6 separate regions of the Homo sapiens genome follow, and all the other regions are linked to region 1. A link is a loop called in an ENCODE intact Hi-C map of the cell type or tissue named here. Cell type or tissue: A673. All regions are shown on one strand.

What was found. A loop is a pair of places that touch in the nucleus more often than their neighbours do. Peaks named below come from ENCODE experiments on the same cell type or tissue, not always from the same donor. Only the 100,000 strongest peaks of a DNase experiment are listed, where the experiment ranks them.
Region 2: a loop joins it to region 1, with 5 times the contacts of the local background. A loop is called at or near these places in 40 of 110 quality-filtered maps.
Region 3: it touches region 1 in a loop (14-fold over the local background); 65 of 110 quality-filtered maps call a loop at or near these places.
Region 4: a loop joins it to region 1, with 7 times the contacts of the local background. A loop is called at or near these places in 67 of 110 quality-filtered maps.
Region 5: a loop joins it to region 1, with 3 times the contacts of the local background. A loop is called at or near these places in 34 of 110 quality-filtered maps.
Region 6: it touches region 1 in a loop (10-fold over the local background); 46 of 110 quality-filtered maps call a loop at or near these places.

What each region holds. Positions count from the first base shown.
Region 1 is chrX:129,604,791-129,609,790 of GRCh38, reverse strand. No RefSeq gene overlaps it. Among named protein-coding and RNA genes, the nearest start is that of APLN, 48 kb to the left of the region's middle. In A673, CTCF peaks have their summits at 278, 2,669 (motif pointing left) and 4,175; DNase peaks (open chromatin) are centred at 2,630, 2,900 and 4,150; H3K27ac peaks cover 928 bases.
Region 2 is chrX:129,903,850-129,908,849 of GRCh38, reverse strand. UTP14A (UTP14A small subunit processome component) reads right to left here and starts at 2,686. Exons shown (of 15, transcript NM_006649.4): 1 at 2,614-2,686; 2 at 1,408-1,483; 3 at 720-790; 4 at 116-180. The coding sequence starts at 2,639. It overlaps LOC105373335 (a long non-coding RNA gene), which reads left to right. Exons shown (of 3, transcript NR_188631.1): 3 at 297-1,586. In A673, no CTCF peak of the experiment used is centred here; a DNase peak (open chromatin) is centred at 2,759; H3K4me3 peaks cover 1,817 bases; H3K27ac peaks cover 1,552 bases.
Region 3 is chrX:130,058,015-130,063,014 of GRCh38, reverse strand. BCORL1 (BCL6 corepressor like 1) reads right to left here. Exons shown (of 14, transcript NM_001379451.1): 14 at 4,944-5,000. Among named protein-coding and RNA genes, the nearest start is that of ELF4, 50 kb to the left of the region's middle. RefSeq lists silencers at 2,117-2,186, 2,207-2,506, 2,527-2,786. In A673, CTCF peaks have their summits at 2,096 and 2,308 (motif pointing right); DNase peaks (open chromatin) are centred at 2,344 and 2,634; H3K4me3 peaks cover 916 bases; H3K27ac peaks cover 467 bases.
Region 4 is chrX:129,726,005-129,731,004 of GRCh38, reverse strand. LOC124905214 (a long non-coding RNA gene) reads right to left here. Exons shown (of 2, transcript XR_007068327.1): 2 at 2,116-2,699. Among named protein-coding and RNA genes, the nearest start is that of XPNPEP2, 10 kb to the left of the region's middle. In A673, a CTCF peak has its summit at 4,438 (motif pointing right); a DNase peak (open chromatin) is centred at 4,464.
Region 5 is chrX:130,190,095-130,195,094 of GRCh38, reverse strand. No RefSeq gene overlaps it. Among named protein-coding and RNA genes, the nearest start is that of RAB33A, 21 kb to the right of the region's middle. In A673, CTCF peaks have their summits at 2,430 and 2,630 (motif pointing right); a DNase peak (open chromatin) is centred at 2,664.
Region 6 is chrX:129,821,125-129,826,124 of GRCh38, reverse strand. It overlaps ZDHHC9 (zDHHC palmitoyltransferase 9), which reads left to right. Exons shown (of 11, transcript NM_016032.4): 5 at 2,288-2,446. Among named protein-coding and RNA genes, the nearest start is that of ZDHHC9, 20 kb to the left of the region's middle. In A673, a CTCF peak has its summit at 2,780 (motif pointing right); a DNase peak (open chromatin) is centred at 2,794.

The sequences.
Region 1 (5,000 bases):
CCCTAGCTACAGCCAACATTTATTGGGCACCACTATGTATTAAGCCCTGTGCTAGCTCATTCTTCTTGTGTACCATTTCATCCGATCCTCCCAGGTCCTGAGGGAGGTGTTATCATCCTTACTTTACATCTGAGGAAACTGAGGTTCAGAGAGGGGCAGTGACTTATTCAAAGTCACACAGCTAGGATGTGCCAGAGCTAGAAACCAAGGTCCCTGCTCTTAACAACTGCTCTCTACTGCCTCCCACAGCTCAGCCCTCTGTCATAATCTCTTATGAATTGCTACCCAATCCCTGCAAGATCTTTGATGGTAGGGATGGCTTCTTTAAAACTAATTAATAATTAGCTTCACTCCTTTGATCAGTGCTTTACAGTTTATATAAGGCTTCTACATACATGATCTCATCTAATCTTTACTACATTCCTGGGACATTTGTGTTATCTGCAGTTTACAGATGAAGAAACTGAATCTCAGGGAGTTCCGTGACTTGCACAAGGCATGCATCCAGTGAGTGACAATGAGTTACTCTTTCCACTACTCCAAGGTCCCTTTTACTTGAGAATGGCTCCCAGCTTATCCTTTCCTCCATTCTTGGCACCTTGGTACTCTATGCCCCATTTCCATCCAATGTAAAATAGCTGAGGTGAAGAGGGGACACTCATTTTCCCTCCAGTCCTCAGGAGTTGGAACACAGGGATACAAAATTATGCAATTGACATTCAACAGGATGTGAGTGGGACTTCTATAGACCTGAGAACTGGCAACAAGGGCCCAAAGCTGAGGACTAGTTCCAAGAAAGAAGTGCCAAGGAACTTCCAATGATAGGGGACCAATGCTTCCTTCAGGGCTTATTAAGAGCTTAGCAAACAGGTTCTACTGCTCCCACCCCGTCTAGATAAGCAGAAAGTAGTGGTGGGGCACCACTGGGATGATCAGGAGACTTTGGCCCAGTGTTGTGGCCAAGTGAGGGGTTCCAAGAGAATGCCATCAAGATTGGGACGGCATAGGGGGTCAGGCTGTGAAGTGGGACATGTTATCTCATTCCTGGTTGGACATCTGCTTGGGTGGCAGCCTTGTGACTCTGCCCTGAGCCTATGAGAACAACTAAAGGGGAGTGGAGAGAGGGCAAAGAGCAGAGGCGGCAGTGGTGTAGCCAGCCATGTGCGCTTTCCTCAGGTCAGAGGGACACCTCCAAAGGTCACACATTTGAGTTGTCTTACCTTGTCCTGTTCAAGAGGACTGGCTTCAGGGCAAGGGGACCTCAACAACAAAGGTCTTTGTAGATACTGCTGGGGACAGGTGTGTGCATAGGTGTGGGTAGGGATTGGGTTGGTTGGAAGAAGTAGTGGCCAAATAGCTTCTCCCATGTCAGGGAACTCTGAAGTGGGGAAGCCTCCAGAACCCTGCCAAGATGGTTCATGACTGTGGAAAGAGAAAAGCATTGTGTGTTTGTACCCTATTGAGTTGAGGCTCTACAATGAAGCAGTTATACAGGGCGGAACACAGTCTCTGGTGGTCACTTGCCATCCATCTCACCTTCCTTAAAGAGCTCAAGTGGCTCCTGCCTCCTTGAGACCTCTCCATAGTTAGACTGGCCTAGCAGTTGGAGGAAAGGAGAACAGGGTTTCTGTTCAAATACTGCACCCAGGGCCAAGGTTAGAGGGAGGCAAGTGAGGACCCTGGGGCACACAGTGTCAGGAGGGGCTCACTCTCAGGCATACCCCTGCCCTTGAAGGAATGCCTCCCTAGAGTCTGCATCCCAGATACCCTCATTTGTCTTACCTATTTGTAGCTGTCACAGGGCCTGGGTCGATGCCCAGTGGTTCCCCACGGGATTCACAGAAGCTGTCAGTCCCATGAAGACGTTCTGGGCTTGAGTGCTGAGGATGTAGGGATCTGGGGTTAGCACCCACCCCCCAACCCCCCCAAAAAAGCCAAGCAATTAGCTGGGTGTGGTGGCACGCGCCTGTAGTCCCAGCTATTAGGGAGGCTGAGGCAGGAGAATCACTTGAACCCGGGAGGCAGAGTTTGCAGTGAGCCGAGATGGCGCCACTGCACTCCAGCCTGGGCGACAGAGTGAGACTCTGTCAAAAAAAAAAAAAAAAAAAAGAGCCAAGCAAAGATTTGAGAGTGTAAGAGAGGTAGGGACACTAGAAAGGAAGATTGGAGACCTGCCTGCATTCATCCAACTCCCTGCTCTACCACGGTGTGATCCAGTCAGATGACAACCTCTCTATGTTCCCCACCTGTAAGACAACAATAGTGCCTCGCTCATGGGGCTGCAGTGAGGATGAAATGGGATCATGTCTGCAGAACACTGGGCTCCAGGCCTCCTTGTACTGCTCACTTGCTGGGTAATTTGGAGCAAGTCCTCTAACCTCTCTGTGATTTGTCTGTAACAAACCAAAGGATGTTTTTCACCACCTGAAAACAGATAGTTAAGTGGAAATGCAAAGAATTTTTTAACTACGAAAAAGCAGAGGACTGGTTCCCATGGTCTCTTAAGGTCCATTCTTGTTTTATGTTTCCGTGATTTAAAAACAAAACAAAACAATAAAACTCTTCTCTTTGGAACTGGAGAAGGAAGCCCAGAGCCAAGAAGTCGGCTTTCTGTACCACGCCCCTCTCCCTTAAAGAAAACTGAGGTTATTCTGCCCCCTGGTGTCCTGTACTGTCATTGCAGTCACTTCCAGTGGCCCATCTAGGCTTCAGATTTGGAATCACGAATTTTCCTTCCTTCCTTCCTTCCTTCCTTCCTTCCTTCCTTCCTTCCTTCCTTCCTTCCTTACTTCCTTCCTTCTTTCCTTCCTTCATTGAATGCCCCACTCTGGGCCACGCACTGTGCTGTGCACTGTGGTTGCAAAGATGAATAACACTGGGCCCCTTCCTTGAAGGAGGACACAGTCTAGTGGGGGAAGTCAGACACCTAAACAAATCATTTAGATACAGCTAAACAAGTGCTCTACAAAAGGCTACTATACAGTGCAAAGAGGGCGTGCTTGGCTTGGGGGAGGCAGGCGACATGTCTGGAAGAGCCTGACAAAAAGGGGTGGTAGTTGAGTTTGATAACCATGTTTGAATTCTTTAGGTGGCTGGACAGGGATGGGAGTGTGTAGAAGGATGTGGGGCACATTTAAGAGGCAACAGTGTATTTGGTTTGCTGGGGGCATGCTGTGGGCTTAGGGAAACAGTGGAAGATGGAGTTGAGAGCTGGGAGGTGGTCAGGGTTTTAAGCAAGGCAGTGACCTGGGTAGATTTGAATTTCTGTATGTTCATTCTGGCTGCTCTGTAGAGAAAGCCTTGAAGAGGCACAGGGCTGGGAAAACTCTTGGTCGAGTTGCCAGATTTAGAAACAAAACAAAAGAGTGAAACAAAACCAAACCCCGGATACCCAGTTAAATGGGAATTTCAGATAATAGACAATGGTTTTTTAGTATAAGTACATCCCAAGTATTGTACAAGATGTACTAAAAATTATTCTGTGTTTATGTGAAATTCAAATTTAACTGGGTGTCCTGTATTTTATGCGGCAACCGTATCTTGGAGACATCAAGGAGAGATGATGGTGGCTTAGACAAGGGTGGAGGGAGCAGATTTGGGTCAAAGGGGAAAAATTCCAGGGATATTCAGGAGGTAGAAATGAAAGAACTTGGCGATGACATGGACGTGAGAACATGAAAGGGAGGTGTCAAAACAACACCCAGTCTCCCGTTTGTTCCGTGTTGGGTCCTCCACTGCATCCCATACCTCCAACCACCACACATCTGGAGGTCAAGAGTCCTTCCTAAAACATCCCAAAGAACCCGCGAAGCCAGGAGCCAAGACGTCCTCCAGGGTCCCGCCTTCCCTGCTCGGCTCCGCCTCCTGCTTGGTTCTGCAGTGTGGCCCTCCGGGCTTGTTTGGGCCAGTCATCTGCCAGTGGCCGGTGCCTGGGATGAATTAGGGCCCCTTTAGGTCTCTGTTCTTTTCCTCTTTGCACCACCCTTCGCAACGGCCAGCATGAGGTGCCCAGCCCAGGTCCCCACTGCTGACTAGAATAGATCCTTTCTGCCAGGGAGGGATGTCCCAAAGAGTCCCAGAATCCTGCACCTTTCCCTAGGGGTTTTCTCACTTCCCGGAGGCTGGGACTGAAATGGTGGCCGCGCTTCTCCAAGCTTCTTGTGACCTCACAGTGCCTCTTAGTGGTCACACAGCACACTGCAGGCCGAGGTGAGATGGAAGATGGATTTGTAAGCACTGGGAAAGTTGTTTTTTGTTTGTTTGTTTGTTTTAGACAGAGTCTCGCTCTGTCACCCAGGCTGGAGTGCAGTGGCACGATCTGGGCTCACTGCAACCTTTGCCTCCTGGGTTCAAGCGATTCTTCTGCCTCAGCCTCCCAACTAGCTGGGACTATAGGCGCGTGCCACCACGCCCAGGTAATTTTTTGTATTTTTAGTAGAGACAGCGTTTCACCATGTTAGCCAGGATGGTCTTGATCTCCTGACCTCATAATCCACCCAGCTCGGCCTCCCAAAGTGCTGGGATTACAGGCGTAAACCACCGCGCCCAGCCAGCACTGGGAAAGCTTTTCATTCCTGATTCTCCCCTGGCAGGGCACAGGGCTCCTGCCTCTGCTGCTGGCCACCCATCCGTCAGGAGTGCTGTTGGCACTCCTCAGCTCTTAAGGATCTGAGCAAGACATTTGTGCAGTGGACCCGCTGGTAAGGAGGTGGCCTAAAATGACATTTCGCAAATCAAACAACTAGGCCCTGAGGTCTCCATTCTTGGTGGGACTCAGCAAGATGCTCCAGGTTGAATGGGTCAGAGATTCCGAAATCCCCAGCCTTCCAGATTTCATAGGTACCAGCCTACAGATAAAGCTTAATGTGCCAGAGGACCCGCCCACACTTGCCTGTGGACATCTCCGCCCAGAAAACTGGGGTGAGGCAGAGGGGAATCTCACAATTGGGTTCCCCACAGTGGGCATGTTTCCAGGCCGGGTGGTAGGGCTGGTCGCCATA
Region 2 (5,000 bases), 300 kb before region 1:
TATGGTATGAGTCATTAACCACATCAAAAACAGTTCCTAGGGGGGGTGAGGTGAACACAATGCCCTTGGAACTCCACAGGTTTCATGCATGGGTATCTTCCTTTGTTCAACTTACCTTCAGAACTGACATTGAACTCTGACACCTTCAGACTAGCCTCAGACCTCTCAGCCAATTTCCGCCTGAAATTAGGCAAAACGATATAATAGGAATGAATAAATTTTATGGGGGCTTGGGGTTGGGAGAGACAAACACTTCTCTCTTCAAACAGGGCTTTGGTTTCTTGTATTTCTTCTAGGGTCATGTTTTGTCATGATGCAGCAAGGAGATCTGTTCCTAACTTGGACTTGGTTGTCTAACCCTCATCTCTTCTCTTTATTACAAGGTAAGCATAGTGGAAAACATATTGGACTTAGATTCAAACACACCTGAACCTGTAACTTATGAGCCAGGTGACCTTGGGGGTAAGTAAATTTATTTCTCTAATGGGGTTAAATAATGCCTACTCAATGCTTTAAAAGATTTTCAGTGTGGAATAAGACTGCAAATGCTTACAATAATAGCACTAAGACTAATAACAGCTAACAGTTAATTATATAATGCTTACTATATGCTAGGCACTGGTATTAAGGTCTTTACATGAAGCACTCAATAAATATTAGCTGCAGAGAAATCTCACGGAATTGACTATATAACCTGCCCTAACTGACGGGAACGTTACCTATTCTTTCCATCAAGGGAACTGATTGCTTCCAGAAGCTTTTGATGCTTTCTCTCTCCATCATTGTCCCCCTAAGACACAGAAAAGGAAAAACAATCAGGATGAGGGGGAGGGAAAAGACAACATGGAAATTGAGTCTCATGTAAAATCTCTTGTTATTTATTTATTTATTTTTGAGACGGCGTCTCGCTCTGTTGCCCAGGATGGAGTGCAGTGGTGTTATCTTGGCTCACTGCAAGCTCCGCCTCCCAGGTTCATGCCATTCTCCTGCCTCAGCCTCCCAAGTAGCTGGGACTACAGGCGCCTGCCACCACGCCTGGCTAATTTTTTGTATTTTTAGTAGAGACGGGGTTTCACTGTGTTAGCCAGGATGGTCTCAATCTCCTGACCTTGTGATCTGCCCGCCTTGGCCTCCCAAAGTGCTGGGATTACAGGCATGAGCCATCACCCGGGCCTGTTTTGGTTGGTCTTATAAATTATACTTATGCAACTTGAGGGTAGTGATTGTAACTTAGTTTCCAAATCCTCATAGCACTTAATATGATACAGTATCTTATATATGAAACACTAACCATTTGCAATTTATTTGAGAGACCTGAACAAATACATAGAACATTGTCACACCCTTCCATTCCAGGAATGTGCTCTCTACCCTAATTTTGAAGGCAGTTTAGCAATTGTCACCCACCTCATCTTCACTCTCACTCAAGAGGTAGTCTTTTGGCAAATCCGCTAGTTCTTCCTGTTGGCTCAAAGCCAGAAGGCTGTTAAAAGAGGCAACAGAGAAATGTGAATGCAATATACCCATGTAACAAACCTGCATATGTATCCCTTAATTATAATAAAAGTCGAAATTAAAAAAAGAAATATTATTATTTGAAGCAATGTCTAATCTATTAAAACAATCTCGAAAACATTGTAATTTCAGCACAGAATAGCCCTATCCCTCAGAAGATATATAAAGCAGCGTGAATGCCTTTGGAAACTTGTCAAGATGTGAAATTTAGACTGAAGTCAGGCATCACCTCCAAGAGTGATGCCTGACTTCAAAACTGCATGTAAAAGAGCTATCACTTTTCAGGGATTGGCACAACATTTCCTATGACCTATGGGAAGCTGTAAAAATGTCAGACCCTAGAATAATATGGCCAAAGACGCTGTTGCTAGCTAGCCCTGGAGGCAAGGCAGTTTCACGATTAATATTTCTAAGCATCCTCCATATATTTGACTCATTGATAGGCAGCCTAATCAAAAGTGTTATCTTGATCCTTGTTCCCAGGAATGGAGAAACAGGTCGAAAGCAGCTGGGTAAGCCACTTTCCCTGGGGCTTGCTTAGTAAAGTAGGTGCTTAACTAAGGAGATTGGTACCCACAAACAAATTATAAAATGTACCATTACCTAACAGCATATATTATTAGTATTTGCAAAGCCAACATTACTAAACGGACTACATTTAGTTCCGGGGGCGGGGTGGGGGGGGCACAAAACATCACAGGAGCCAAAACGTGGTGGATGACTCCAATCAGCAAAGCTTTCCAAGATTCGGGGAGTTTATAACGCCTGCACTGCCTGCGCAGAGGATTAAATCGGGCCGCGACAGAGGCAGAAAAAGGGGCCACGTGACGAAAAATGTGAAACACAGTAAATGAGCTGGGGAGGCAGAAACAGCATCAGGACCAACAGGGATGCGGCTATACAGCTGAGGAGCGGAGTAAGCGAATGAAATTAAATTAAAAGGGCTTTAAAGGCTGGATCGCGGAAAATAGGAACGAATGGCCAGCTCTTCAGGGGAACCACTGCCATCTGTTAAAGGGGGGGCTCCCATTTCCCAAAAGCTGGGGAACCCGGCCCCCAACGAGACCCAGAATCCCCCCTCCCCTCGTTGCCCTTCACCTCTCTGCAAGCCGGTTCGCAGTCATTTCAGCAGCCAGCTTCTCTCACATGGACCAAGAACGGAAGCCGAAGGAAAGCAATTTCCGTGCGGGCCGCAAAGCAATTTCTGTTTCCGTCAATCGCTCGCGACGTACACGTCACTTCCGTTCCGTACGAGGCGTGAGAGAAGCAGGAGCCGTGTAGGGAGGGGCCTGCAGAAAACTGGGAGGCCTGAGATGAAACGGCTGTCAGCGGGTGGGGCATTCCTTTCTCCACCCACCCCGTATTTCTCTGGCGCGCGGGTGTCTGTCCTCCTGGCCCCTGGTTTCCACGTGGCCCAAGGTGGGTTAGCTTAGGGCGACGGTGCTGCGCTCTCAGGGGCTGAGCCCGCGCCTTCATTCGTCACTGCAGAATCCAGAAGGAAAGACTACAGCGCCCGTCCTTGTGCGACGGCGTCCTGCAAGCCGACCACAAGCCAGCTCGGGGGTTTATTGAATGCCTATTAAGTGGCCAGATTGTGCCGGGCCCCGGAGATCCGATGGTGAACATAACAAGTTTCCTTCCATTTAAGGAAAAATCGCCTTTGATCCCTTGTAATTGCAGCTTTGTTCTTCATTTCCTGAGTCAAAAGATTTTTTTTATCCAAGAAGGGGCCATCAGTAACTACGCTTCCTCACCTCCCATCAACTTAAAAAAATTTTTTTAAACAACTTTTTTTCTCCCATCAACTTTTAAGAATTTTATTTATTTATTTTTGAGACAGAGCCTTGCTGTGTCGTTCAGGCTGGAGTGCAATGGCGTGATCTCAGCTCACTGCAACCTCCACCTCCCGGGTTCAAGCGATTCTCCTGCCTCAGCCTCCCGAGTCGCTAGGATTACAGGCACCCGCCACCATGCTCGGCTAATATTTGCATTTTTAGTAGAGACGGGGTTTTGCCACGTTGGCCAGGCTGGTCTAGAATTCCTGGCCTCAAGTGATCTGCCCGCCTCGGCCTCCCAAAGTGCTGAGATTACAGGTGTGAGCCACCGGGCCCGGCCTAATATATATATATATTAATTAATGATTGTAGAAAAATAATAGACAAGAACATTCTTTTCATTTTTTTTTTTTGAGACGGAGTCTCACTCCGTCGCCCACGCTGGAATGCAGTGGTGCGATCTCAGCTCACTGCAAGCTCCGCCTCCCGGGTTCACACCATTCACCTGCCTCAGCTTCCTGAGTAGCTGGGACTACAGGCGCCTGCCACCACACCCGGCTAATTTTTTTTTTTTTTTTAAGTAGAGACGGGGTTTCACCGTGTTAGCCAGGATGGTCTCGATCTCGTGACCTCATGATCCACCCGTCTCGGCCTCCCAAAGTGCTAGGATTACAGGCGTGAGCCACGGCGCCCGGCCCGTTCTTTTCATTCTTGTAATCCATTCCCATTTTGCTTTTGCCCCATTATTCCACAGAAATTGCTCTGGACAAGATCAGCGACACCCAAAGTTGCTAAATAAAACGGATACCTCTCAGTCTTTGGCTTCCCAGAACTTTGTGTGGCATTTAGTAACTGTTGATTTCTTTTCTTTTCTTTTCTTTTCTTTTCTTTTCTTTTTTTTGAGACGGAGTTTCGCTCTTGTTGCCAAGGCTGGAGTGCAGTGGCGCGATCTTGGCTCACTGTAACCTCCGCCTCCTGGGTTCAAGTGATTCTCCTGCCTCAGCCTCCCGTGTAGCTGGGATTACAGGCATGCGCCACCACGCCTGGCTAATTTTTGTTTTTTTTTTTTTTTTGAGACGGAGTCTCGCTCTGTCACCCAGGCTGGAGTGCAGTGGCACAATCTCAGCTCACTGCAACCTCTGCCTCCCTGTTTCAAGTGATTCTCCTGCCTCAGCCTCCCGAGTAGCTGGACTACAGGCACATGCCACCATGCCCGGCTAATTTTTTGTATTTTTAGTAGAGATGGGGTTTCACCGTGTTAGCCAGGATGGTCTCGATCTCCTGACCTCGTGATCCGCCCTCCTCGGCCTCCCAAAGTGCTGGGATTACAGGCGTGAGCCACCGCGCCCAGCCTAATTTTTGTATTTTTAGCAGAGATGGAGTTTCGCCATGTTGGCCAGGCTGGTCTCGAACTCCTGGCCTCAGGTGATCCTCCCACCATGGCCTCCCAAAGTGCTGGGATTATGGGCGTGAGCCACCGCACCCAGCCGATTTGTTTTCTTATTCATGAAATATTTTTGGCCATCTAGTATGTGCCAAGCCTCTAGGCATTGGGAATACATTGGTGAACAAAGCAGATATGTCCCATTGCTTCCTAGAGCTTACTTTCTAGTGGGATTAAAGACAATTTTGTCATTGTTGAAACTCCATCCTGAGATTTCATGACACCATTCTCTCCTGGTATCAGCCCTATGACCATCTTCCTCAGTC
Region 3 (5,000 bases), 450 kb before region 1:
CTCCACTAAAAATACAAAAATTAGCTGGGCATGGTGGTGTGTGCCTGTAGTCCCAGCTACTCGGGAGGCTGAGGCAGGAGAAACACTTCAACCCGGGAGGCAGAGGTTGCAATGAGCCGAGATCGCGCCACTGCACTCCAGCCTGGCGACAGAGTGAGACTCCATCTTGAAAAAAAAAAAAAAAAAAAAAAGAAACGAAAAGGAAAGAAAGAAAATCCATCCACAGCCAGGCACAGTGGCTCACGCCTGTGATCCCAGCACTTTGGGAAGCTGAGGTGGGCGGATCACCTGAGGTCAGGAGTTGGAGACCAACATGGCCAATATGGCGAAACCCCATCTCTACTAAAAATACAAAAATTAACCGGGCTTGGTGGCACGCACCTATAATCCCAGCTACTGGGGAGGCTGAGGCAGAGAATCCCTTGAACCTGGAGGTGGAATTTGCAGTGAGTCGAGATTGTACCTGGGTGATCAAAGCAAGACTGTCTCAAAAAAAAAAAAAAAAAAAAAGAAAAGAAAAAAAGTACAATCCATCCTTCAAGATCTGATTGGTTCCACTCAATCAGAATGTCCTTCCTATCCTGCTAGTACCAATTAAATTGTGTCCCTCCTTCAAGACTCGATTCATGGACTCTGCCTCCCCAGACCAGTCTGTCCTAAGTGAGTTATTTAAAACTTATTGCAATTGCCACTCTTTCAGCAACTGATCATGAACACCCTGTGACATCTATTATAATGCAAACTGTTACTTAAATCTTCAATGACCTGTACCTATTTAGTGTCCCCAATTAGCACATTACCTCCTTGAGGAGTGGGAGGGACTGTATCAACCACGTAACATGGCACAGTACAAAGGATCAAGGTAATGGTTACTGATGGAGCCGGTGGGAGATGGGGACCAAACTTTGAGGTAGGTGACCTCTGACCTCCCCTCTGCACAGGCACTCACCCCAGGTGCTCCACTGCTCTGGGCCTGCCCTCCCTGGCTCAGTGCCCTCATGGTATCCCCAACCCCACCCCCCCATCTTAGCACTCAAAATTTGTTACTATTTTGAACATCCTCTACCCCTAAAGCAACTTCCCTGTCCAGTTTCTTTCCTACTCCAAGTGTGAAACTAGCTAAACCAATTAACCTGTGCTGATACAGTTATGGGAGAGGGCTAGAGGAGAACCTCAGGAGACAGGTTCATTTTAACCAGAGTCATGTGGCAGTAAGTCTCTGCCTTTTCTTGGTTTAATGGAGTCAGGAGTCAAGAGATGACCCTCATCTCCCAGCAGCTGATATGTTACTCCCTCCTCTGGGTTCCCACAGCACTTTGTTTTCTTTATTTTTTTGAGATAGAGTCTCCCTCCGTTGCCCAGGCTGGAGCGCAGTGGTGCGATCTTGGGTCACTGCAGCCTCTGCCTCCCGAGTTCAAGCGGTTCTCCTGCCTCAGCCTCCCAAGTAGCTGTGACTACAGCTGCGTGCCACCACGCCCGGCTAATTTTTGTATTTTTAGTAGAGAACGGGTTTCACCATGTTAGCCAGGCTGGTCTCGAACTCTTGACCTCAAGTGATCCGCCCACCTCAGCCTCCCAAGGTGCTGGGATTACAGCCCTGAGCCACCTCACAGCACTTTGTAAATACCTCTTATGGTAGCACTTAGCACAGTACAGTTCTTTAATTACGTGTTTATGTAGGGTTCCCCGCCAATAGGCTGTGAGCTCCTCAAGGACAGGGACTGTGTGTTAGTCACTGATATATCCCTAGTGCCTAGCACACAGTAGGTTCTTAATAAATGCTTATTGAAAGAAGGAACTGGTCCTGATTTTAATTCTGAGACTTCTGCCCTATGCTATGGCAGGCAAGAGGAGAGGGAGGAGGACAATCCACACTTGGGAGCTAAGGCAGCTTTCTGCCCGCTCCTATAACACTGCAGGCGGCTACTTCCTTTGCCCCTGGAGTGTTAACAGACATCCCCGGATCACAGGGTCCATGAGGAGCCCAGGGCTGCTTGCCAGCTGTGCGTTGCTGTCACCAGGTGCCACGTGCAACTCCCGAACTCCCGCCCTTTGCTGCTGCCCGCTTCCAGGGACTGCCTCGCCACTATTTCCTCACCCCTGGGTGGGGCTGTGCGGTGGAAGTGTCAGCTCCGGTGGGTGGGGCGGGACAAGAAGTTATTCTGACGGTCACAGGCCTTTCTGATCCCATCTTGTACTCCAAAAGAGGCAGTTGCCTCCAGCTCTGAAGCCGCTGGACCTGGGGTGAGTGAGCTCCTTCCCCTCCCAGACTGAGGTCCCAGCCTCCGAGAACTTCGGGCCCCGGCGCGCCGGACGTGGAGGCCGACGTCCAGCAGGTGGCGCTGTCGAGCCAGCGATGGCGGGAGAGTGGCCCGGCGGGGCCCGGGAAGGGAGGGGCAGCCAGGGTTGGGCCTACCGTCCCTGGCGGAGGCGGCCGCGGCCGCGGCTGGCGTCTTCCGGTCCCCCGATCTTGCCCCTGCGCCTGCAACTGTCCCCGGATGGTTCTGGCCGCCACCAAAGCCCTCCGCTGCTCCGGAGCTTCGAACTTTCCCCTCGACCCCAGCCCCCTTCACTTTCCAGGGGGAATTTAGCCGGCCGCCGAATGCGCTCCCCCATTGGCCAGCCGCGCTCTGGCCCCGCCCCCGGCGCCCCCTCCCTCAGCCTCGCGGACCAGCAGGTGAGCACGCGGAGTCGCAGTCACCCGGCCTGCCCTCCCCTCCCCTCGCGCGCCGCCGCCTTCTACCGTGAAGCGGGAGAGCGATCGAGGCGCCCCAGACAGCCGTTTGCTAGCGGAGGGACCTGACCGTCCGCCGCACGAGCCCGGCTCCCAAGGACCGGCGCGGGGCCTAAAGACGTCGCCCCCAGAGGCCGGACGCTGCGGCTCGGCCGACCCCCGCGCGGTGGCAGCCGGAGCGCTAGGGAAACGAGTGGAGCCCCGGCCCGGATCCTGCTGCGGGATCCAGAAGGCCCGAGCACTTCGCGTCCCCCTGCCCAGCAGTTGAGCAGACGCCCCTGGGGCGGACCCCACCCTTCCCAAACACACACACACTGGTCTTTGCATGGGCAGGACACAGTTAAACACCCACCAGGCCTCCCGGTTATTGGGTTAGAGTATGGACCGAGCAGGAGTTTACTGCCCCATTCACCACCGCCCCCAACCCCACCTACCCCAAATAGGGATGCGGAGACTATCCCTCCTCCCACCAAGACTTGAACAGAGCCTCTCTTTCAAGCCCAAAGAGCGTTCTGATAAGACCCTCATTAACCATAGGTTCGTGAGCTCGGCATGAAGGAGGAACTAATTTTGGCTAAACAGATCTTTATGGTCCTCAGTGTGATGCTCTGTCAGTAGGTGGGTACATTGGCCTCCATTTGGCTGATGGAGCAATTAAGGCTGGGAAAGATTAGGTTCTCGCCCAAGGTCAGCCTAGGTAGTTAGGAGTGGTGCTGGCTCTTTCCTCTACACCATACTAAAAGGACTGGGAGATCATTTAATAAGAGGCCACCAAGCCATCCTCACCCCAATCCTGACCGGGGATGTAGATTTAATGCCACGGCCCATACTTCCTGCCTTGATCTTTCCAACCTGGCAGAAGGGCAGTGGGACTCCAGGTAAGCCGTGGGCAAAGAACCCCAAAAGCAATAAAACAATCTGCTGTTTGGTTTTGCTTTTAACTCCCCTTGTATCCAAGCCTTTGCTCAGATTGTCCTCTCAGTTCAAACACTCTTCCCTGCCACCTCTAATTCCTGCATTTCTACTTTTTAAAGTATCAACTAGGCATCACCTCTTCTAGGATGTGTTCCCAGGGCCCTTGCCCATGCTTCTGAGCTCCCATAGCATCCTGGGACTAGTTGAATTCTTATACTCACCACATGGCTTTATAACCTATCAACATGTCAGATTTCTTGACTTAACTGCAAGTTCCAAGCACAGGATCGACCTGAATTCAGAACCACTGTGGGCTTGTTTGGGAATCTGACAAAGGTGGCTATTGCATAGGGCCTTGGGATCAGAAAGTGGGGAGAGGACGGCCAATGAGGAAGATTAATGCTATGGTTCAAAGAGGATGATGCTTGGACCTGGGTCGAGCCAAGCTTCTGAGGCTTGAGCAAAGACAGCAGCTTAGAGTTCACTCCTGAGGACGGCTGGACTCCAGCCAGCCAGACGCACAGATCCCTTCGCCTCTACACTCTCTAACAGGGCTCTCCAGACTCGAAAGCCACAGTGAGAAGCCCTAAGAGAATAGAGCTTCAAAGGGCCTCATCCCAGGCCTCTCGAACATCCTCTTCCTCTCAGTCACTGGTGCATTCTGGAACCAGCAATCACAAGAATCATAGCTTCTACCACTGTTTTTCAGAAGTGGGAGGAAAAACTGCAAAATCCAGGATGGGCATCTTGCCTTCATGGTAGCTCGGTGGCAGGAAAACAGAACCATGGAAGGCCTGCACCGTGGGTGGGGAGCACTGGCACAACAGTGAGGGCAGTGATGAGGCCATGCAGCCAGATGCCACCTCGGCAGGGTGGCCTAGGGCAAGCAGGGGACTTCCTTAAGGAGGCTTATTCCCACAGCCACCACAGAGAAGGCTACTTCCTCCAACCCTGCTACTCCTATGTAAACAAGGACTGCCCAGGCACCTGCTTCAACCCCAAACCAAAGCAACAGGAGCCAGATGCTCCATTTGCCCCCACTGGCCCCGCCCCCAGGATTTGCCCCTTTCTTTTTCTTTCCAGATCGTGACCCAATGTTCACTAGCCACTCCACCTTGCCTTTATTCATCGTACCCCTTGGGACCCACAGCTGCAAAGCAGGATGGCGGGGGCTCCCCATTTACTGAATCACAATGCCCACCTTCTGAAACCACCAAAAAGTCCCAAAGGGGAGGAGAGAAAAAGAGAGACGGGAGAGAAAAAGAGAGACGGGAGACAGAAGCCCTGACACAGGTTTTTCAGTATGCAAGTGTTTTTGACTCCACAGCCAGTTGCTTAAAATGAAACATAA
Region 4 (5,000 bases), 120 kb before region 1:
AACCTCGCTTTTGCTAGCACATTTAACTCTCCTGTTCCTTTGTGCTTCCACTCCATGTATCCTGCCAATGTCCATCCCCAAGTAAAGCATGCTCCCATCCCAGGGTCATTGCATATACCATTCCCACTAACAGGAATGCTCTTTTTTTCAGATGCCAACATGGCTCATTCCTTCGCTTCATTCAGTCCTCTGTTCAGATGTCCCCTTTTCAGAGAGGACTTCCCTGACCTCATTATTTAAACAGTGCCTCTGTCACTCTTTATTTCCTATTCTGTATTATTACCTCTTCAGAGTATTTTCCTGACATTATATTGTGTACCTATTTGTTTATGTTTGTCCACTGTTATATCTCAGGGCCTAGAACACTACCTGGAGCTTAGTAGGCATTCATAACTTTTTATTGAATAAATAAGTAAACCCCAGGGCATTTGAACCATCTGTCTTCTCTACAGGAGAATATATCCCAACCCTGTTGGTTGGGATCACTCCAAATTTTTGGTGTCCAACCTCGGCAGGCCTCTTGGTGCTGCTTGGCAATCCTTTTCCCTGTCCTGAGTCAGCTGTATTTTCTGTTGCCCTTGTGGGAGATTCCAGACCTTTATCCTTGTCCTCAAATCCCTACCCTGCTTGCATTTCATGATTGATGGACCTTCAGGTTGTTTCTGACTTTGCATTGTTACAAACAGGGGCCATGAAAATTCACGCACATGAAGCATTGCTCTAGGATCCATATCTAGAAGTAGAAAAGCGTACAATTTTGTCATGTCAATAGATTCTGCCAAACTGCCCTCCAAGAAAAGCTGTAGCAAATCACACTTCTACCAATAAAATAGCTGTTTCCACAATGTCTTCAACACTGGATAACATCAATGGTTTAAGGTTTTACCAATTTTATGGGTGAAAATTGGTCTCTTGCTGCTTTGTGTTTACCTGCTGGCTGGTAAAGGTTGACTATGCTTCCTTATGTTTTATTTGCCTTTTATTTTTTTCTTCATCTTTGAGTACCCATTCCTTTCATTAGCCCATGTTCTCATTGGGTTGTTTGTTTTTTTCTTATTAACTTAAAAATGAGATCTTTTTATATATTATGTGCATTCTTCATTTATCTGTTTGACAAATATTTATATACCTCAAGTATTTTCTCCCTTTTAACTTTGTTTTTAATTTTAGAGACTGAAATTTTTTTTGTGTAGCCAAAAACCTATCAAGATACTCTTATAATTTCTGGGACTTGTGACTTACTTAACAAGGAAATACTGTCCTATATATTCTCACAGTTTCATATAATTTTTTTGTGAGTGCACGTGTATTTAGCTCATTAATCCATTTGGGAATTGTATTTGGATATGACATGAGGTACAGATTTAAGAATATTGTGCCTTAACCCCCCACCCCCAATTTGACACTAATTGTCCCGTAACCATTTATTGACGAGTATATCTTTTCTTCATTGATTTTCAATGCCTTATGTAGTGCATATTATAGTCTCACATATACGTGGGGTTGTACTAGACTCTTTTGTTCCATTGATCTATGTCGCGGTGCCAACATTACACTGCTTTAATTACTATAGCTTGTGTTGTGCTTTGATAGCTGGCAGTGGAAGACTTCCTGCCCATTTTTTAAACACTTCTCTGTCATATTGCATATTTCCTTCTCTAGATGATCTCAGGATCAGCACATCAAGTCCTATAAAAATTCCTGTTATGATTCAAATTGATATTGCATTAGATGTTTGGATTAATCTGGGGAAAATGTCTGAGTTTTTAAAAACATCCTGGAATATACCTTATCTTTTCATTGATTCAGGTATTGTATGCCCTTCTGTAAAGTTGTCTATGCCTATCCTCGCCCATAGTGGTCTGATCTGAGCCCCGACCACTCCACTAAAGGAGCTCTTGCTAGAGGCATTAATGACCTTTGTGGTGTTCGCTACTGAGAGATGGCAGGTTATGGGGATGTCTTTGTCCACTCCCCTTGAAACTGGGCAGGGTTTTATGAGTATTTTGACCAATGGCAGGTGGTGAAAGTGAACTTTCCATTTATTTAGGTCTTCTTTAATTTCTATATGCAATGTTTTGTAGTTTTCTGTATACAAGTCTTTCACTTCCTGGGTTAAATTTATTGATAGATATTTTATTCTTTTATGTACTACTGTAAATGGAATTATTTTCTTCATTTCCTTTTGGATTTTTCATTGCTGATGTACAGAAACATGGTGTATTAGTTAGTTTGGGCTGCTGTTACACATTGCCATAGATGGGGTGGCTTGAACAATGAACATTTATGTTTCACAGTTCTGGAGGCTGAGGAGTCCAAGATCAAGGTGCTAGCAGATCAGGTGTCTGGTGAGAACACTCTTCCTGGTTTGCAGATGGCCATCTTCTTGCTATGTCCTGATATGACAGGTGGAGAGAGAGGGAGGGAGGGGGTAGACAGAGATGGGGCTCTCTGGTCTCTTCTTATAAGTGCACAAATCCCACCAGGTGGGCTCGACCCTCATGACCTCTAATCACCTCCCAAACTTCCCCATCTTCAAATACCATCACATTGGGGATTAGGGTTTCAACATATGAATTCGGAGGCACACGAGCATTCTGTCTGTAGCACATGGGACTCTTTCTCTTGGTCTTCAGTTGCCATACAAGCAGGTCTACTCCCCGGAGACCTCCAGGCTGTGAGGAAGCTCAGAGTAGCCCCTGCAGAGAAGTGGCATGGAAAGGCCCTGAGACCACAGGAAGAGAGAGAGAGAAGGCCAGCCAGCCCCAGGCCAGCCCCCAGCTCCCCGCCACCCAATGTTCTAGCTTCCAGCCCCTCTCTGGCTGCAACAATAGGTGAGACCCTGAGCCAGATTCCTTGCCCACCCCAAATTTCTAACCCACAGAAACCATAAGAGATGATAGGATAATACCATGATTTGTGTTGCTTTAAGCCACTAAGGTTTTTTGTTTGTTTGTTTGTTGTTTTGTTTTTACATGGCAATAGATAACGAGAACAGCCTTCTACTTCCCAAATCTAAAGGGCCATTTTAAGGCTAATGACTTCTCTGTGGTAGTCAACTTAGCAGAACTGTTCCCTCATTGAACCTCTCCTTTTCTTTGACTTCCTTGACAATTGTTCCTGGTTCTCCTACATCTGTGGCTACTTTTTCTTAGTCTTTTTCCTACACTTCTTTTATTCTCCCTTCCCCTTAAATATTGATGTCCTGGCCTCAGCCCTCTTTTCTTCTGATGAATTACACTCCACTCTCACCCATCTCCAAGTCGGTGCTGGCCCAGGTCTCTTTCCTGAGCTCTAGACTCATAAAACCAATTGCTGGCTGGGCGTAGTGGCTCATGCCTGTAATCCTAGCACTTTGGGAGGCCAAGGCAGGCGGATCACGAGGTCAGGAGATCAAGACCATCCTGGCCAACATGGTGAAACTCCGTCTCTACAAAAACGCAAAAAATTAGCTGGGCATGGTGATATGTGCCTGTAGTCCCAGCTACTCGGGAGGCTGAGGCAGGATAATTGCTTGAACCTGGGAGGCGGAGATTGCAGTGAGCCGAGATCGCACCACTGCACTCCAGACTGGCGACACAGCAAGATTAAAAAAAAAAAAATTGCCTACTGACCTTCCCTACCTGGATGTCTCTTTCTCCATATGTGCAAAATGGATCTCTTCATTTCCCCCATGCCCCAACATGTCCCTGTCCACCCAGTTGCCCAAGCCAGAATTCTGAGGGTCATTGCAGACCTCTCCCTCCCCCTTGCCTTGACACCATGTCTTGTCAAGTCTACCTCCTACATGTATCTAAAGATCATCACTTCCTCTGCTTTCTGCCCTGGACTATTGCCATAGATCCTAAATGATTAGTCTGCTTTCACTCTCTTCCCCTCCAAGCTACCCTCCACACTATGGCCAGTGGTTAAGAACACCAGCTTTGGGGCTAGGTAGATCTGTTTTTGTGCCCCATCTCTGCCATTCATTGGCTCTGTGACCTTGCGTAAGACATTCACTTTTCTGAGTCTCAGATTCTTCATCTTTAAAATGGAAGTAATAATAATAATTTTACCTACTGGGAAGGTTGATGCCAGGATTCAATAAGAATGCATCCTCAGCATTTTGCACAGTGCCTGGCACACAGCAAATGCGTAATAAATGATTGCAGAATGTTTGAGAAGGGGGCTTAGATGAGAGTATGGATGGCTCTAGCAGCTTCCTTTCTTTGCTGAAAATAACAGTTCTGAACTCATGGACTACACCAGATGTGGCTTGGCTGTCGAGTCTGAATAGGAAAGACTGTGCATTTGTCCAGATTAAGGGAGAGCACAGATATTGCAGAGGGCATCTGAGTTGTATTCCTGAGGTCACAGTGGCAGCTAGGGCCTGGAAAAACTGACAGGTCCTTGGAAGCTGACATAACTGGCCCAACTGGAGCCAGCACATCTGGAACTAGACAGCAGAGGGCAGCAGAGGTTGGTGCGATTGCAGTTCCCTGGGTTGGAGTTGGGGTTGGGGAGGAGAAACCTAAAGGAAAAACTTGGGATCCAAATGGGGGTTTGGCTAGAGGAGCTGTCCAGAGGATAGCAGTGCTCTTGAGCATCCTTTCCCTTAGGGCCTGGGATGAAGATGATTAAGGAAGTAAGGCTGCTTGGGAGGAAAAGAGGAGGCTAAGATTTAGAAGTGGGAGCTGAGTGAGTGAGTTGGAACTTTTACAAAGTATACTAAGAAAAGTGAATCTATCCTAGTCTTGTCTATTTGGGCCTTTGCTCATTTCTAGGAATCCCAATGGTCCTTCTATGGGCAGAGTTATCAACTGGGGACCCCAGAGGGTGGAGATGCTTTTATGTGTGATAGATGATGAGTTTGTAGTACAGGTAGGGGCCACATCCCTAAGGTATGAATAAAAGAAGCTTCAGGCTCATGAGGAAACCAAGGCCCAGAGAGGGGAAGTGACTTGCCTAAGGTCATATAGTTAGGATTAAGAGTGAAAGCCAATATTTACTGAAACGTTCTA
Region 5 (5,000 bases), 590 kb before region 1:
ACAATCCTTATCTAGAGACCTAAAACTTCGTTCTCTTCATAGCTGTCTTAACATGCATATGGCCATAGAAACCAGTGCACAATCACTATTTTTGTTGTTCAGAGGAATGGAGAACTGAAAAGGACCTTGGAGGTCATTTCTTCCCATCCTTCAAATGGTGCAGGAAGCTCCTCTAAAATACCTCTTTTTTAAAAGTTTCAGTTGTTCAAGCTGGCCCATCCGTTCCTAGACTTTCCATCCCCCTGCCTTGCCCTCCCCTCCTGGGAGGATGATTTGTTCCTCAGGAGCCTGCTCAACCCTTACCCCCACGTTCTGGGCCCAAGCCTGACCTAAGAATGAATTCAGCTAAGAATGAAGGGAATGAAGTTGTCGATCTCCGGATAAGGATTGTTTACTTGTCGACAGATCAAAAGTCAGCTTTGAATAGTACAGACCTTCCATTAAAGAAAATGCTCTGATTTGATTAAAACCAGGGCAAGGAAAATGGTGCTCTATAATGTGAACAGGTCAGTACTTCCTGATAACCATTTATTTTCTGAATGACAAATTACCTCAGTTTCCACCTCTGCAAAATGGAATTGAAAATCATTTTTACAGGATTTTCTTGAATTTCAATAAAATAATATCTGGCATCTAACATCAACTCCCATCTAATCTACTAGTTAATCCTAAATGAAGCAGAGATGGGACCATTAACTTCAGGCCCAGGAGCACATCCTCCTCTCAGGGTTGAGAGAAATAGAGAAAGATAAGGGAAATTAACATTGTGGTTCAGACCATTCAGTTCTAGTCTGCTCCAACACTTGCAGTCATGTGGCCTTCGGCAGGAAGCTTTGATCATTCTGTACCTCAGAGGGTAATTGTGATGTGAGGATTAAGCATGACGGTCCACATTAAGCATATAACATTGTACTTAGTAGTACACAGCACTCGATAAATGTTAGCTGCTATTAATAATTGTCATTATTTCGGTTGGAAGCATCGAGACTGAAAACTAGATGTGGTCTGATATCATCCTTCTCATTTGGTGATCTCCCTAAATAGACAGGGAGAACAACAATGCCTGGGGTACCTCTCCTTTATCTGAGGTGCCAGGGTTTCTACCTGGAATTGGTGAGTAGGGGTTAGGTCAGCCTGTTTTGTTTTGTTTTGTTTTGTTTTGTTTTGTTTTGTTTTGAAACGGAGTCTCACTCTGTCGCCCAGGCTGGAGTGCAATGGCGCTATCTTGGCTCATTGCAACCTCTGCCTCCCAGGTTCAAGCGATTCTCCTGCCTCAGCCTCCCAAGTAGCTGGGATTACAGGCAAGGGCCACGAGGCCCAGCTAATTTTTTGTATTTTTAGTAGAGATGGGGTTTCACCATGTTGGCCAGGCTGGTCTCAAACTCCCAATCTCAGGTGACCCACCCGCCTCAGCCTCCCAAAGTGCTGGATTACAGGTGTGAGCCACCGTGCCTGGCCCAGGTTTTTTATTTATGCTTGTACCTGAAACTTTCTCCAGTACTTTAAGATTAAATTCAGAGGGTCACAGTACCTACTTTATCGATGGGGAAGGGATTAAGTACCACCTATAGATTCAAATCAGGTTATGAGGTCCATTTCTCATTCTAGTTCAACTACATCATGGCTTAGGGGCCTCTCTCTATGCCCTCTGGTGGGTTTGTTTGTTTTTCTGAGACGGAGTCTTGCTCTGTCGCCCAGGCTGGAGTGCAGTGGCGTGATCTCAGTGGCGAGATCTCAGCTCACTGCAACCCCTGCCTCCCGGGTTCAAGCAATTCTCCCACCTCAGCCTCCTGAGTAGCTAGGATTATGGGTGCACGCCACCACACCCAGCTAATTTTTGTATTTTTAGTAGAGACAGGGGTTTCACCGTGTTGGCCAGGCTGGTCTCCATCTCCTGACCTTGCGATCCACCCACCTTGGCCTCCCAAAGTGCTGGGATTACAGGCGTGAGCCACCGCGCCCGGCCAATCCTGGTAGTCTTTAAGAGAGACCACTGGCCAGGCGCGGTGGCTCACACCTGTAATCCCAGCACTTTGGGAGGCCAAGGTGGGCAGATCACGAGGTCAGGAGATCGAGACCATCCTGGCCAACACGGTGAAACCCCATCTCTACTAAAAATACAAAAAATTAGCCGGGCGTGGTGGCAGGCACCTGTAGTCCCAACTACTTGGGAGGCTGAGGCAGGAGAACAGCGTGTACCCAGGAGGCGGAGCTTGCAGTGAGCCAAGATTGCGCCACTGCACTCCAGCCTGGGCGACAGAGGGAGACTCCGTCTCAAAAAAAAAAAAAAAAGACTACCAGGACTGCCTACCTACCCAGCTTCAAAATCTGTCTCCCTGGGCAGGTGAGGTGTTTCTCAATGTCTCCTCTCTGTCCCTCCCTTCTACCAGTCTAGTAGGTTTCACAGACTCCCCTTAGGAGAGTTAAGCCCTAGTGATTTGGCAGAGGTAGCTGCAGGGCACTCCCAGCCCATTCCCTTTTATGAGTAACCCCTCTAGTTCCAGGTGTCTAAATGCACAGATTGGGACCAGGATTAGCGCCTTCTGTTTGAGCGTCCATCCCGGGAAATGGTCAGTACTGGTCAGAAAAAAACTGATAAACTTTCCTGCCTCCTGCCTTCACTAATTAGTCTTACCAGCAGGAGGCGCGCGGCAGACATGTAATCTATTTTTTCTCACTCTCATCTTGAGCCTTGTGTCCAGAGTGGTTGATACTCAGGTTATACTCGGGATTAATCTTTGGTTGTCTCTTATAGATAAGAGGCTCTTGCTTCCTAGTTTCAAGGAAACAACCCAAGGACGTTGGGTATAACTGGAACCGTTTCACTTACCCTAAGTTTAGGGCCTGAAAAGATCCACTTTATCAGGCTGAGTTCCCTGGTTACCCAGATCGCCCTGGGGTTCATACAGCTGGTTTTGAAGCTCTGGCTCAGGAAAAGTCATTTCTGATTTTAGGGCTCACTAGGAAGCCTAGGGGTAATGACCCCGTCCCCACCCCACCCCCACCCCAGACCTAGAGGCACATCAGAATCAGCTGTGGACATTCTAACAATACAAATTAATTCCTGGGCCTGCCCCCAAGATCTGCCTGACCAGAGTGTTGGGGGCTGTGGCCCCAGGAGTCTGTACTTTAACAAGTCCCTCACTGGTTTCATGCTGTTAGCTGTGAACTGGCATTTGGGAACCACTAATCTAGGGGAATCTCTGGGAACCTGTCTCAGTCCTCCTGCCCCAGCACAGCCTCTTAGGGGCATAGAAGTCAAGGGGACTTGGAATCAGAACAAGGATTTTTTGTTTTTTGTTTTTTGTTTTTGTTTTTGAGATGGAGTCTTGCTCTGTTGCCCAGGCTGAAGTGTAGTGGTGTGATCTTGGCTCACTGCAACCTCTGTCTCCCTGGTTCAAGTAATTCTCCTGCCTCAGCCTCCCGAGTAGCTGGGACTACAGGCATGCACCACTACGCCTGGCTAATTTTGTATTTTTAGCAGAGACAGGATTTCGCCATGTTGGCCAGGCTTGTCTCGAACTCCTGACCTCAGGTGATCCACCCACCTCGGCCTCTGCACCCGGCCCAGAACAAGGTTTTAACTCATGTGGCTGTGCCACTTGAATCATGCTGGGATTTTCAAGGGACTTGGAAGTGGTTCAGGAGACTAGGGAGGCCCTTAGGGAGCAAGGCCCCTTCCAGTGAGGCAATGAGGGATGCTGTATAAAGGAGGGGCCTCTTTAAGGTAAGGAAGAATTATGTCCCCTCAGGTGTTACAAGAGGATAAATACTGACCTCTCTCTGCATCTGCTGGTGACAGTTGCAGAAGAAGCTGAGCCTTGCTTTCCAGGGATCTCTCAGCACATCTGTGTGCCCTCCTCTGCCCCCAGCACGCACTGAGGGTGGGCTGAGTCAGCTTCCCTCAAGGGGTGGGGGCTGCTCCAGCTATTCTGGGCTGGGCATCCTTCCCTGGCACTACTCTAGGTGGTGGTGCTCAGAGCAGCATCTGGTCCTGGGCTCTCTGATGGAAGGACCCTGGCAAGACAGTCCCCAGGCTGGATCCGGGGGCCTGAGCAAATGAGCAGGTATTGAGGGAAAGGATAGTTTGGGGGGCCCAGTGGCAAGATGCTGTAGCCCCAAAGGCAGGGCAGCAGAGTCAGCTGGCTGTGTGGTCCCCAGCTTCTGCCCAAGGCAAGGACATCCCGGAGACTCCTTTGGCCCAGAGTTGACATAAGTGTCAACCCACTGGGCTTCCTGGAGGTATCCAGTCTGCGGCATCTGATTCAGGGAGGAATGTCCTAGACGGGCCTCCTGGGTAGTGAATGTCCTGCTGGCCAGGCCCCCATGGGTCAGGGAAACTGGCTGGGGTAAACCTGGCATCCCTACAAGAGTCCCAGAGCTGGGAACTGGCTAGAAAGACAGTGTAATATCATAGAAAGAGCCTAGACTTGACGTGAGACAGATCCCCGTTCATCGCTTACTACATTGGACAAGTCACTAAGTCTCAGTGCATCCATGTTCTTGTTCATACAATGGAAATCAGCCAGGCATGGTGGCTCACTCTTGTAATCCCAACACTTTGGGAGGCCAAGGCAGGAGGATCACTTGAGCCCAGGGGTACAAGACCAGTTTGGGCAACACAGCAAGACCCCATCTCTATACAAAAACCATTTTCTCTTTTTTTTTTTTTTTATTTGAGACAGAGTCTTGCTCTGTCACCCAGGCTGGAGTACAGTGATGCCATCTCAGCTCACTGCAACCTCCGCCTCCTGGGTTCAAGCTATTCTCCTGCCTCAGCTTTCCGGGTAGCTGGGACTACAGGCGCGTGCCACCGCACCCAGCTAATTTTTGTATTTTTAATAGAGATGAGGTTTTCCCGTGTTGGCCAGGCTGGTCTCAAACTCCAGACCTCAGGTGATCTGTCCGCCTCGGCCTCCCAAAGTGCTGGGATTACAGACGTGAGCTACCACACCCAGCCAAAACTTTTTCTTAATTAGCCAAGTGTGGTGGCACACACT
Region 6 (5,000 bases), 220 kb before region 1:
CAAAAAAAGGAAAAATGTTCCATATGGCAGATATTTTTAAAATCAAAGTGAATTGAAAAATATTCTGTTTTTAGAATTATACTGCATGGTGAGAGTGCAATGAGACAGGCACTCTCATATGCTGCGGATGGGCAGGCATGCAAATTCATACGGTCTGTCTGGGAAGCAGTTTGGCAACAAGTAATATGGACTTTAAAGGGTCATACCCTTTGACCCAGTAGTTCTACTTCTCTGAGGGTTTAGCTAAAGGAGATAAACAGATTTTTACAAATTACTGTAGAAGGATTTTTGGTGCATCATTTTTTCTTTTCTTTTAAATATGAGTAGCTATTTTAATGCCGGCAACTTCATGTATTACTGCTTATACTTCACCATTCTTTTCTTTATTCTTTCTGTTTTAGAAATTAATTTTAACACATGAGTATGTTCTTGGAAGGGAGGAGGGGACTAGGATTGAGGTGGTGATCGAAGGAGATTTAAGCTTTTCTCTGTAATGTTTTAAATTTTTACATGAAACATCACCTAAATAGTAAAAAATCCCAACAATATGGAATATTTAAATAAATCATAGTACACGTATATGATGGAATATTGCCAGTAGTTATGTTTTAGAAAAAAAATTAACAATGAGAAAATGTTCACAGCATATAATATTAAGTAAATACTTCATGGTACAAATCTGCATTTATAATATGATCTCAATTTTTTAAAAATTATGAATGTTTACCTGTTAATAGAAGATTAGAAGGAAATACGCCAAAAAATATAAATATCTCTGAGCTGAGAGACTGACTGTCAGTGATTTTTATGTTTTCTTATTTATACTTTGTTTTTTTCCAAAAAAAATTTTTTTTTTGAGTTGGAGTCTTGCTCGCTCTGTCACCCAGGCTGCCTCCCAGGTTCAAGCGATTCTCCTGCCTCAGCCTCCAGAGTAGCTGGGATTACAGATGCGTGCCACCATGCTTGGCTAATTTTTGTATTTTTAGTAGACACGGGGTTTTGCCATGTTGGCCAGACTGGTCTCAAACTCCTGATCTCAGGTGCCCCGCCTGCCTCAGCCTCCCAAAGTGCTGGGATTACAGGCGTGAGCCACCATGCCTGGCCCTATTCTGTTTTTTTCCAAAATTTTTACAATAAGCAAGCATTACTTTTATTTCAGTAACTGTTTCTGTGTTACCAGTCTTTTCTTTTCACATGCATATATTTTGTTTGCAAGATAGTATTGTTTTATGCGTATTGCTTTTTAACATACATTTTCATTTTGCCATATATTGTATTTTCCTGTTTTCACCATTCTTTCGTCTATGTCATTTTTAACGGCTGCATAATATTCCATTCTATGCACATAACATAATTTACTTAACCACCCTTCTATTGTGACATTGAAGTTATTTTTAGTTTTTCACTATTAAAAGGAACTCTGTGACAAATATCCTTATATAAACATCTTTCGTATATCTCATTATAATTTTGATAAGTTTCTAGAAGTAGACTTGATCAGTAAATGAATATACACGTTTAAAACTTTGGTAGCTGGCTGGGCACGGTGGCTCACACCTGTAATCCCAGCACTTTGGGAGGCTGAGGCGGGCGGATCACTTGAGGTCTGGAGTCTGAGACCAGCCTGACAAACATGATAAAACCCCATCTCTATTAAAAATACAAAAATCAGCCAGGCATGGTGGTGGGCCCCTGTAATCCCAGCTACTCAGGAGGCTGAGACAGGAGAATCACTTGAACCCAGGAGGCAGAAATTGCAGTGAGCCAAGACTGAGATCCCACCACTGCACTCCAGCCTGGGCGACAGAGCGAGACTTCATCTTAAAAGAAAAAAAAAGTTTAGTAGCAGCTGCCATATTGCTCACTGATAAGATCTAAGAATGACCTTTCCCCACCCTTGCTAACATGGGGTATTTTTATTGTTTGTAATGTTTTTTAATATGATAGGTAAAAATGGTATCTTTGTGCTTTAATTTTTATTTCTCTGATTATTAGTGAAATTGGATGTTTTCATTTAATGTATTTTTAGCTATTTTTTTAAATGAATGTTTTTCTTTGTAATCAGAAAAAAAAGCCTCGAAGAAACACTTTTTCTTATGTATACAACAGAACTGCATGCACTTAGTGGAGTTTTATGGGCATATTCTGTGATGTTGAGTGTCTAGTCTATAAAAGACAGGGGGCTTGGGGAACCTTTGAATGCCCCCATTGGTTTTGGAGAGGTGGTGAGACTTTTGGGCTCAAGTGATGGCTAGCTGTGATATTAACTGTCTTTATTGATTTACAGAAGCTACCAATGGTGCGGTGCCCCAGGGCCAGCGACCACCGCCTCGTATCAAGAATTTCCAGATAAACAACCAGATTGTGAAACTGAAATACTGTTACACATGCAAGATCTTCCGGCCTCCCCGGGCCTCCCATTGCAGCATCTGTGACAACTGTGTGGGTGAGTAAAACTACAGGGACATTGCCTAGGGAAAAGGCTGAGTTGAACTAGAAAGTCAGGGTGGTCACCAATTTTGGGAGGAGGGAAGATAGATTTAGATGAGAAATGAACTAGATTTAGATAGGGAAATTTAGATAGGCAACAAGCTCCTGAAAAACTGCAAATCAGCTGTACTTGTGTAGATCAAATCAAAATTTAAATATCCTCTAGCCTAAACTTTACAAAAACCTCTTTAGTAAATGAGAAAAATAAACTTTACCTATTTTTGAAATTTAGATTTTCCTGTACTGGATTTTCATGTGGGACCCACCTTACATAGTGGGAGGAGACACCTAGTCCACTGGAGGGCAGCATTGAGGAAGGAAGGTCTGTCTAAGACGCAACCCAAGAAGAGGAAAGTTGCTAGCATTTATTGAGTTTCTACTACATATTGGGCACTGTGCTAAGTGATTTACCTTTCTCTCATTTAAGACTTGTAACAGCCCCATGAGATTGGTATTATCCCCATTTTACGGATGAGGAAATAGGTGAAGCACCAGTATGTAAGTTCACATAATTAGTATGAGATTAAGCTAGAGCAGGTCTGATTCCAAACTGCTTATTTCTTCTCTTTGCTGCTGCTGCAAGAGGGTCAGGTATATGTGTGTCTAATACAGTGGTCTGTACTTCCATCCACATATATGTGGCTTTGTTGTAATCACTGCCTACTGTGTGCTAAACCCTGGCCAAGATGAGAAATGGGCCATAAAGATTCCTGTTGATAGGCCTATATGTGAAATTGCTTATATCATCACTAGGCATACTTCTAATGTTCTTTTTAAAATTACTTTTTCTTGAGTTCCCATGATTGGATAATGTTTTTTCTGTATACCATGTGGCATCCTGAGGGCATTGCTTTCCTCTTACTAGCCATTTCTTTAGGCAAAGGTTGGGAGATATATATTGCTTTATATGGTAAAAGCTATATGGTGCTCTCTTCGGCAGCGTGTATACTAAAAAGCTACTATATGTATATAAGATTTTTATAAATCAAAACCCATTTTATTATTATTATTATTTTTTATTTTACTTTAAGTTCTGGGATACGTGTGCAGAATGTGCAGGTTTGTTACATAGGTATACATGTGCCATGGTGGTTTGCTGCACCTATCAACCTGTCATCTACGTTTTAAGCCCTGCATGCATTAGGTATTTGTCCTAATGCCCTCCCTCCTCACCCCACCCCCCGACAGACCCCAGTATGTGTTGTTCCCCTCCCTGTGTCCATGTGTTCTCATTGTTCAACTCCCACTTATGAGTGAGAACATGCGGTGTTTGGTTTTCTGTTCCTGTGTTAGTTTGCTGAGAATGATGGCTTCCAGCTTCATCCATGTCCCTACAAAGGACATGAACTCATCCTTTTTTATGGGTGCATAGTATTCCATGGTGTATATGTGCCACATTTTCTTTATCCGGTCTATCATTGGTGAGCATTTGGGTTGGTTCCAAGTCTTTGGTATTGTAAATAGTGCTGCAATAAACATATGTGTGCATGTGTCTTTATGGTAGAATGATTTATAATGCTTTGGGTATATACCCAGTAATGGGATTGCTGGGTCAAATGGTATTTCTGGTACTGGATCCTTGAGGAATCGCCACACTGTCTTCCACAATGGTTGAACTAATTTACACTCCCACCAACAGTGTAAAAGTGTTCCTATTTCTCCACAGCCTCATCAGCATCTATTGTCAAAGCCCATTTTATTTATTTATTTTTTGAGATGGAGTCTCACTGTGTCACCCAGGCTGGAGTGCAGTGGCATGATCTCGGCTCACTGCAACCTCCACCTCCTGGGTTCAAGCGATTCTCCTGCCTCAGCCTCCTGAGTAGCTGGTATTACAGGTGCACACCACCACGCCCGGCTAATTTTTGTATTTTTAGTAGAGATGGAGTTTCACCATGTTGGTCAGGCTGGTCTGGAACTCCTGACCTTGTGATCCACCCACCTAGGCCTCCCAAAGTGCTGAGATTACAGGCATGAGCCACCACACCCGGCTGTCGAAACCCATTTTAAGTGAAGCAGGAAACTTGATATTTAAAGAAGGTCTGGCCAGGCGCGGTGGCTCACACCTGTAATCCCAGCACTTTGGGAGGCCAAAGCGGGAGGATCACGAGGTCAGGAGATCAAGACCATTCTGGCTAACATGGTGAAACCCCATCTCTACTAAAAATACAAAAAATTAGGGGACGTGGTGGTGGGCGCCTGTAGTCCCAGCTACTCGGGAGGCTAAGGCAGGAGAATGGCGTGAACCCGGGAGGCGGAGGTTGTAGTGAGCCAAGATCGCGCCACTGCACTCCAGCCTGGGTGACAGAGCAAGACTCCATCTCAAAAAAAAAAAAAAGAAGAAGGTCTATACCCAGTAATGGGATTGCTGGGTCAAATGGTATTTCTGGTTCTAGATCTTTGAGGAATTGCCACATCTTCCACAATGGTTGAACTAATTTACATTCCCAACAACAATAGCGTTCCTATTTCCCCGCAACCTTGCCAGCATCTGTTGTTTTTTGACTTTT